Linked DNA regions of Homo sapiens: region 2 is linked to region 1. Evidence: read pairs that join two places in POLR2A ChIA-PET (ENCODE). Cell type or tissue: OCI-LY7. All regions are shown on one strand. Links, peaks and the distances in the headings refer to the core of each region. The heading gives the core; the rest is flanking DNA.

What was found. ChIA-PET counts read pairs that join two places held together with the same protein. Peaks named below come from ENCODE experiments on the same cell type or tissue, not always from the same donor. Only the 100,000 strongest peaks of a DNase experiment are listed, where the experiment ranks them.
Region 2: POLR2A ChIA-PET joins it to region 1 with 5 read pairs; 4 of 35 experiments call an interaction of 5 or more read pairs at or near these places.

What each region holds. Positions count from the first base shown.
Region 1 is chr2:60,369,537-60,373,930 of GRCh38, forward strand. All of the region lies in intron 1 of MIR4432HG (MIR4432 host gene), which reads right to left. Among named protein-coding and RNA genes, the nearest start is that of MIR4432, 16 kb to the right of the region's middle. In OCI-LY7, for the core only: no CTCF peak of the experiment used is centred there; DNase peaks (open chromatin) are centred at 695, 1,155, 1,445, 2,295 and 1 weaker place; H3K4me3 peaks cover 2,468 bases; H3K27ac peaks cover 2,817 bases.
Region 2 is chr2:60,448,535-60,452,928 of GRCh38, forward strand. It overlaps a transcript of BCL11A not described here. Among named protein-coding and RNA genes, the nearest start is that of MIR4432HG, 59 kb to the left of the region's middle. RefSeq lists an enhancer at 2,563-2,652. In OCI-LY7, for the core only: no CTCF peak of the experiment used is centred there; no DNase peak of the experiment used is centred there; H3K27ac peaks cover 831 bases.

The DNA.
Region 1 (4,394 bases), core at 218-4,217:
CTTCGGTGAGTAGAACTTATGTTCCCACATAAGCTATAAATGCTAATAATTTTTTAAGACAATGGTCTCCTCCTAGGAATTGGCTTTTTACCATAACACTTTTGATGACTTTATCAACCCTGGTGTATTAAAATATTCAAATTCAAATTCATAAGCATAAACTATCTAACACTGGTCTGTGAGTCTACTCCTAAGACTAGCTCTTTAAGCTGTTACAGCCACTTTTATATGCAACCTGAGTACAAGACAATATCATATTCAGCTTGGAAGCCAGACCTTATAAAGTGTGAAATCTTTTAACACACCATAGGAGTGCGCAGAACAATTATAATAAGTATTGCACATATTTTAAAATATGACTCTTTTGCTGACCTCTTCCTCATCTCAGTGTTTTTGGTCTCACTTCTGTGGTCTGTACAGTAAGTTGTTTCAGCCATGTTCTTCCCAGGGAAACGATAGGAAGAATGAGCTCTTCTCCCAGGTGAAAGTCCTCGTCAGCACCTGAATCATGGAGAAGTAGACATAGGATAGCAAGAAAAGGCAAGAAGTGTCTCCTTGGAACAGTGATTTATTTTGTCTTTAATAAGCAGCAACACAGTACCCATACTTTTCTTGGCATGAGCAGAGTTTAGGAAGTTACTTTCATTTCTGAAACAGGCACACAGGTGCCTTCTCACTCTGCACTCACTCCTGCATCCCCTACTCTGTAACTTCCCCCTTGGACTCTCAGGTTTTTGCAAGTCTGCCTGAAACAGCTTTTTAAACCTACTGTTAAATCAAGTCCTACCCTTCGCTACAGAAATCTCAGCCCACCCAGAGTCAAGGAAGAGGGTTATTGCAGAAAGGAGGCATTAAGTTGGAAGGATACTTGGGGAGCCTCTAGCCTAGTGGTCGTCAAACCTGAGTGTGTCTCTGAATCAACGAAGGAGAAGATGCCCCAGCCCAGAGACTCTGATTCAGCGGATCTGGGGAGCAGCCTGGGAATATATATACACACACAGGACATTCACACACACACACACACACACACACACACACACACACACACACTCTCTCTCTCACGTAACTTTGTCACAGGTGGCCCAAGCACAGCACTTTGAGAAACACTGCTGTAGTTCAATATCCTCTGAGGGTCAACGCAGTTGCCCAAGACACATGAACCATTGGCAGTAGAGTTAGGAGTAGCATTCAAGTCTGTAGACTCTTGCCACATCCTGCTGCCCCAGGGAGCTACAGGAAAAGCAATTACAATGGGAGCCTGGGCAGGAGTGGGGGTGGGCACTACTCTCCCCAGTGGATCCCAAAATGTTCAGTGGCATTTGAAGCCTAGAGGAGCTACTTAGTGGAGTTGGTAAGAAGTCTTAATTCCACCTTTAACCATGCCCGTGGCTGATCTTGCTCACAGAAGCCACAGCAACAAAACTCTTTTCTAACCACCTGCATTTGATCCGCTATCTACACAGAATTGGGAAGCTGGGGCTGGCTTGGAGAATCGAAAATGCAGTCCCAGCTTCACAGGTGCCAGCCATGTGTGAGCACGCCACTCACCCTCCCTTAGGCTTCTGTCTGTTCATCTGCAAATGAGTCTAATACCTACCCTGCCTGTTTTTCTGATTTGTTGTGAGGATCAAATGAGATCATAGGATGTTCTTTGAAAATTAAAACCTTCCAGAAGTGTCAGTTCTTGTCTAGTATGCACAGACTCCTTATGAATCTTGGGCAAACATAGAATGAATCCTCTTCTAAAACAAGAATTACACAGAACAGAGTGTCTCAAAACTACCATCCTAGCTCATATTTTCTAGGAAGCCTATAGCCATTCTACACAGTGTTAATGCGGACCTGTGCTAAGCAGACCAGAAACAATGAAGGCTTTAGGAGGCATTTCAGGACACGTTCAGACTTGGACCCAGCGGCTCCGTTGACTCCCCACACCCAAGACCCACAGCCACAGGACACGGGCTTCTCTGGTCCACTTAGCCCTCGTCAGCGCCAACAGTTCTAATGATTCCAGGGTCCTTCGATGGCCCTCCCGCCCAGCCATCTAAACACATGATGCTGAAGGCACTTCCTGTGCCTCCTCACCAGCCCTCACAAGCGCATTCCACGCAGGATTCCAAATAATCAATTTTCTGCCTGTAGTTGCATGTTTAGAATGAGAAAAACTTTTCAGACCTTTGCTTTTTATTCCAGATGGAATCTGTTTATAGAAAAACCAGAGCTCCCTTCAGGGGCCACGGAGGGGTGGAGGAAGGTTGGCAGAGGGGGCTTCTGGGAAGGCTTTGGGGCCCCAACTTCCTCTTCAAATAGAGCAGCTGCACTTCTACCTAATTGGGCTTCCACAGAAGGCCTCATTTTGCTGATTTTTTTTTTTAAATGCATGAAAACTAGTCATCTAATCCACAGCTTTGTAGGTGAAGAGATCACACTGGAGAAACGTTAACTGATTTTCCAACTTCCTCCTTCAGCCACTTGTAGAAGAAAGATGGAAGATCCTGTCTCTATAGAAGGCCTTCCTGCCAGGGTCCTCGGTCTCAGCCAAGGCGCCTACTTCGGGCAACCCCTGGGAGGGGCTTCTCCTGCCCTGTCCCCCACCTAGAAGCTCACAGTAGTGATCACGTCCTGTCCCACTTCATCAGCGCCTCCCTGGGGCCTCTCCTGGGCTCTCCAACTAATACCTGGGTCGCATCCCCAGGGTTCCTGGCCTCCTCAGGCTGCTTGTTTGGTCCTCTGGTTTCCAGATAGCATCAAGTTTACAGAATCAGCTCCACTCCAAGAGTTCTTTCAAAGGACAGTTCTCAAAAGAAACATATTAATGCCTCTGAAGTGGCACCAGGAAGCAAGTCTGAGTAATGCACCCTAGTTGTCACCCCTGGTTGCCCCTCAGGGCCCAGGCCTGCTGACTCTCCCTAGCTCAGGATGTGTTTGCAGGTCTCCAAGGCTGTCCTCCCAGAAGGTGTAAGCGGAAACTTGGTGCTCTTTCTGGACAATGTCCAAACCCATAGCTGAAGGCCCTGGCAAAGCTTCAGGTTGTTCTTCATAGGCTCCTACCATAGGGTCCAGAGATGCAGATGGAGACTGAGTTCCCAGCTATCTACAGACATGATACTGGTGTTTTAAGAGACGACACTGGGTGGACCTTAAACAATGACTTGGATGTCATACAGGGAGGAGTAGTATTTAGATATAAAAAAAACTTCCAGAAATTTCTTCTTCCTTTGCTACAGGCTGTCTCTGTGGTCTACTCTCTCCTCACCCCACCTCCCAGCCAGAAGAGGAGTACACAAGAGAAGGCCAGGGGTCTGCAGACTGAGCCTTTTTCCACAGGACAAATTGCATCTCTCAAATACCTGATAAAAAGTCTCCAGGTGTCACCAGCATCTGTGGTCTCCCTGGTACTTAAGTAGCAAGCCCAAGGACTTGGCTCACAAAGAGGGGATCCAGAGATAACAGGGTGGTGTTCACCCCACAGTGTAATGTCCCAGCATCTGTCACATGTTAATAGGTGCTTTGTTTTTGACAGGGATCCTTGAACCAGGGTTCCTTGGAGAGAATGGCTGATTCCAGCTCTGGGGGTAAAATAGAGCAATGTAATCCTAGGACATTGTGAACCAAAAAGTAAGAATGTAACCAAAGATTAATAGATAGGATGAGGCAAGGAGAGGAAATGAAGAAAAAGCAAAGGAAAGAGAGGGGGAGGAAAGGAAAGGGAGCGGTTACAAAGGACTTTTGATACCAATTAGTAAATACGCACATAGCATATGGAGTGTTTATTAGATAACATTATAATATCTATGGAAAATTTATGAGACATGAAAATAGTATTATGGCTATGTACAAAAATGTCCTCATTCCTAGAAAATATAGCCTGAACTCATGTGTATGTGTGGTGTGTGATGTGTTGGTGGGGTGCGTGTGTGTGTGTGTGTGTGTGTGTGTGTGTGTGTGTGTGTGCATAGACAGGAGAGAAGGAGAGGTAGAGATTGAGAAAGAGGTAAAGCAAATGTAGCAAAATGTTTATTGGTGAATGTTGGTGAGTGCTGTACAAGTGTCCATTGCACTAGTCTTCCAACTTTTCCTTAGGTTTGAAATTTCTCTGAATAAATACTGGAGGGGTAGGAGAAGAGGTTTTGTACGGGGGCAAATGTACCTTGATGGGAATAAAGCTTAAGTGTCACCACCCCTCTCTAGATGGGGCCCTTTCAAGGCCTGGTTAATGAGGGTCATCAGTTTAAAGAATAGGTGAGATAAATTACTGCACCAGAAAACTCAGAACATTGTGAAATCTTACAGCTCACATATGAAGGAAACTTAAGAGATGTCCCAAATTTGTCAACAATCCTAAAACTTCACATGATAGTACCAATAACAAGCAACAAAACTGACCTTTTCTT
Region 2 (4,394 bases), core at 195-4,194, 79 kb after region 1:
GCAAACTGAAGAGTACTGTCTCTCCTAGGCAGTCAGAGGAAAGAAATATAATATTGTTTCTCTGCTGGTTAGGAACTCAAGATGAACTCTTGAAGAAGGAAGGTGTGCTTGCATCACCAGTTATTTTGGAACTTCCACCAGACTCAAAATTCCTCAAATCTGCTTCCTTCACACTATACTCCAAAAGGAGTCAAAGCTATGTGGCATACTGTAAGAACAGAACCAACAGCCTACAAAATACTTCCATTCTAATCCTACTATTACTTCCGGGGACACTGATTTATAAAATAAGAATTATAAAATAAGAATTTTTAAAAATAGGAATAAATATAGCCATCTTCGTCAATGTTAACCTCACTATCAAAAAAAAAAAAAAATCATGTCAACGCATACAAAACCTGAAAGATATTCCTGACCACTTGAAGGGCTTGGTTTTAATCTGAATGCTCTTGGAAACTCCAAGCAAAAGTGCCCAGAAAATATGCTGCCAAGGTTTGGGGCACTCAGTTAGACCTCAGCAGATTCCAAGATTGCACTCCTTGCCTAAGAGTTTTCTTTAAATGATCACTGGTTTTTGAAACAATTATTTCTCAAACAGGCTGATATTCAACATGCTGGATGCTGGGTGCTGCAGGGGCTTTGAGTGTCTTTCTCTCCCATCATGGACCCCAATTCTAACAGACCTTTTTTATACAGTGTAATAATCTGTCCGGGCGCGGTGGCTTACACCTGTAATCCCAGCACTTTGGGAGGCCGAGGCAGGTGGCTCATGAGGTCAGGAGTTCGAGACCAGCCTGACCAACATGGTGAAACCCCGTCTCTACTAAAAATACAAAAATTAGCCAGGTGGTACGCACCTGTAATCCCAGCCACTCAGGAGGCTGAGGCAGGAGAACCACTTGAACCCGGGAGGTAGAGGTTGCAGTGAGCCAAGATCGTGCCATTGCACTCCAGCCTGGGCAATAGAGTGAGACTCCATCTCAACAATAATAATAATAATAATAATAATAATAATAATAATAATAATAATAATCTGAACAGCCCACAAAAGGCTTGGGAAAGTAAAAACAATGCCCTGTATTTGGTCTCCTCCATCCAAGTGGCTGGGACTCTGTCCTCTAGTCTGTGCTCATGTCAGGCAACCAATTTATCTCTCTGCAATCTGAAGTTCCACTCTGCAGAGAGGACACAGTGAGAACCCCTGGCAGATTTGTGAGCCTCTTCCCTGCTTCTGCCATTCATGGATAACCATGATCTTGACTCATCACACAGAGAGATGTCTTCCCAAATTGTCAATCTTGTATGGGGTTTCAAAAGTCTAGCCCTAGGCCAGGTGAGGTAGTGCAATGCCTCTAATCCCAGCACTATGGGAGGCCTAGGAGGGTGGATCACGAGATCAGGAGATGGAGACCATCCTGGCTAACACGGTGAAACGCCGTATCTACTAAAAATACAAAAAATATTAGCTGGGCGTGGTGGCGCGTGCCTGTAGTCCCAGCTACTTGGGAAGCTGAGGCAGGAGGATCCCTTGAACCCAGTAGGCGGAGGTTGTGGTGAGCTGAGTCCTTGCCACTGCACTCCAGCCTGGGTGACAGAGCGAGATTCTGTCTTAAAAAAAAAAAAAAAAAAAAAAAAATGGCTAGCCCTAACACAATACCGTTTCCTAATAAATTCTGTAAATAAATTTTTGTTGTCTTTCAACTTTAAAAGCCATGGGAAAAGACAGTCTTTTTGTTCTGTTTGTTTTGAGGGGGTTCTTCTCCACAGTGAAGAGGATAAAACAATATCCTTTATCCACTTCTGTTATCCTCTTGCCCCTTAAAAATCCCACTTTTAGAGATATCCACTTATTTACAAACTGACTCTGAGAAGAAATATATAAAAAGTGGGGGTAGAAACACAGACCAGAAATGAAAGTGTAGTGACCACCAAGTGCAGTTACAAAGGCTGAACTTGTCTCAAGACCCAGGATTGTTGTTTCAGTTCTGGCCTCCCTTTGGAAGTGGTGTCACTCTTTCTAGGCATCAGCAAGGAGTTCAGCACATTTAGGGAGGAAGCCATCACAGAAACCCTAATGGTCTTATGTTTCAGCAACACATAGGCAGAGCATGGGGCAGGGAGAGGGTTTCTTTATGAAATAACTTCTTGTCTGGAAGTCCCAACTAATTGATAGGAAGTCACAAACAGGCCACTCGTGCAATCAGGGTTATTTGTCATGGAAAAGCCACAGGGGAAAGGTGATGGCAAGGAGGCTGCAACCTCCCTTTCTCAGTGCACACATCTGTTGGTAGGAAGAGGCAACTCTGCATGCCTTTACCAAAGGCCATCCTGGGTCTGTATGTGTAAGCCACATGTGTGTGTCTGTGAACATTTATGACTTATGTGCTAACACAGGAAAAGATACTCCCTTTGATCAGTTAAACAGAGTTTGGTGAAATTAGCTCTGGACAAGAAACCAGAAAACCTGGCTTCTCTGCTTTCTCTCTTACTGATGTGGCCTCTGGCAAGCCCTTAACCTTGGTAAGCCTCAATCTCCACCTCCATAAAGTAGAAGTCGTGAGATCTGTCCCAGAGAGCAGGTGAAATAATGCACGAGACAGCACTGTATACAGTATAAGGTAGTTCACTACTGTAGACAGTCATTATTTATTATGAATAAGCAGGAAATAATTCACATGCCAATTATTTGGCTATCTTTTCACTAAGCTAGGTAATCTAGCCAGAAGGTGGATAGGTAGGATTTTCCCCACTTAGGTTCACGGCCTGTATGTGAATCTACAGCACACAGGTGTCTGAGCTCTATTATTGACAAACCTATTTTAATTTGCTATGTTGTTTCTAATTCTCTTCTGGATCTCCAAGCAGTAAAAAATACCAAACTGAGAAAAGTTCTGTGCAAATTAACTGGGCCAGAAAGAATTTTTACCACCTGTTTGTAGATGTAACTTATTTGTGGCACTAATTTCTAAGGAATAGAGCATTGCTGTGATTGTCTGTTCTGATGTGAACTTCTTTCCTCCTATAATTTCCCCCCTCTAAAATCTGCCCCAAATTTCCTGATGTAAGTACTAAAGAAGTTTTATGTTTGTTTGTCTGCATTAAGATATATTTCCTGAAGGTTTGGGAACCTAAAATTAGAATATTTAATAAGAAACTACTGACATTTATCACCTTCTTTAGGATTTACCGCTCGCCCAGTGATGTTCTTTCCTAAGCTAAATTAAAAGACAAATTCAAATCCTGCATGGTAGCCACCAAAAGCATATATTTGAAAAACAGGATTCGGCGTGCCATATTATGCATTATTTAATGGTATGCAAATTATAAGTCAGACAGTTAGGAAAACCACACTTCAGCATTAATAAACAGCAATATTACTACTACATTAATTATGATATTGCTATGATTTATTCCCAAGTTTTGCATTTTGATTCTCCTTGAAAATTTATGCCATCTGATAAGCGGTAACCTAGTTCCCCTCCTACATCTCCTGCCCATTTCTCAAATCTGTTCCTCCTACCCACCCGATGGGTGTCTGTAGGAAACAGGTACAGAAGTACAAAATCATAAGCAGCCTCATTGTCTTATAAGCATTAAAAATTAAAGAACAAGCAAACACCACCTAAAGCTCCAACATTTATTGTGTCAATGTTAAGCACACTTTTTAAAAGACAACATAGAATGTATAGAAACAAGGGGTTGGGGACTCATGCGCATTTCCACAATACAGGTAATTAGGTTGGCTGGTTTCAGAAGGGCCAGGGCATCACTCATGACAGCGATGGTCCACGGGCCCTCTCTATGGGACTGATTCACTGTTCCAATGTGGGTCTGTTTTTTTGTTTTTACTTTTTATTAAAAAATATAAATAAAATGGCGCTGCAGGCCTAGGCTGGAAGGACTCTGCAGGACTCTGTCTTCGCACAACGGCTTCTTGGAGGCTACTGTCAGAAAACATCACAAACTAGCAGGATGACAGACCACGCTGACGTCGACTGGGCGGCACGCGTCCACCCCACCCCTGGGGGCTTCAAATTTTCTCAGAACTTAAGGGCTCTCGAGCTTCCATCCGAAAACTGCCACACATCTTGAGCTCTCTGGGTACTACGCCGAATGGGGGTGTGTGAAGAACCTAGAAAGAGGTTGGAGACAGAGGAGGGGGAAAAAAAAAGTACAGGTGTGACTTGGCCCAATGATTTTCTGTTCTCTAACTAGCTTTTTAAAAATTAGAACTTAAACCAACCACAGGTCGAGCCACTGGCATCTTAAGCATGATTTCAAACTCAGCCTCCCCTCCCCAAGTATCTCTGACCTCTGAGTCGTCTTCCCATGCCTCCCTCCCTTCCGTCCCCCCAAGGAGGACCCAGGTCCCCCCACCCCTGCCCAATTGTATG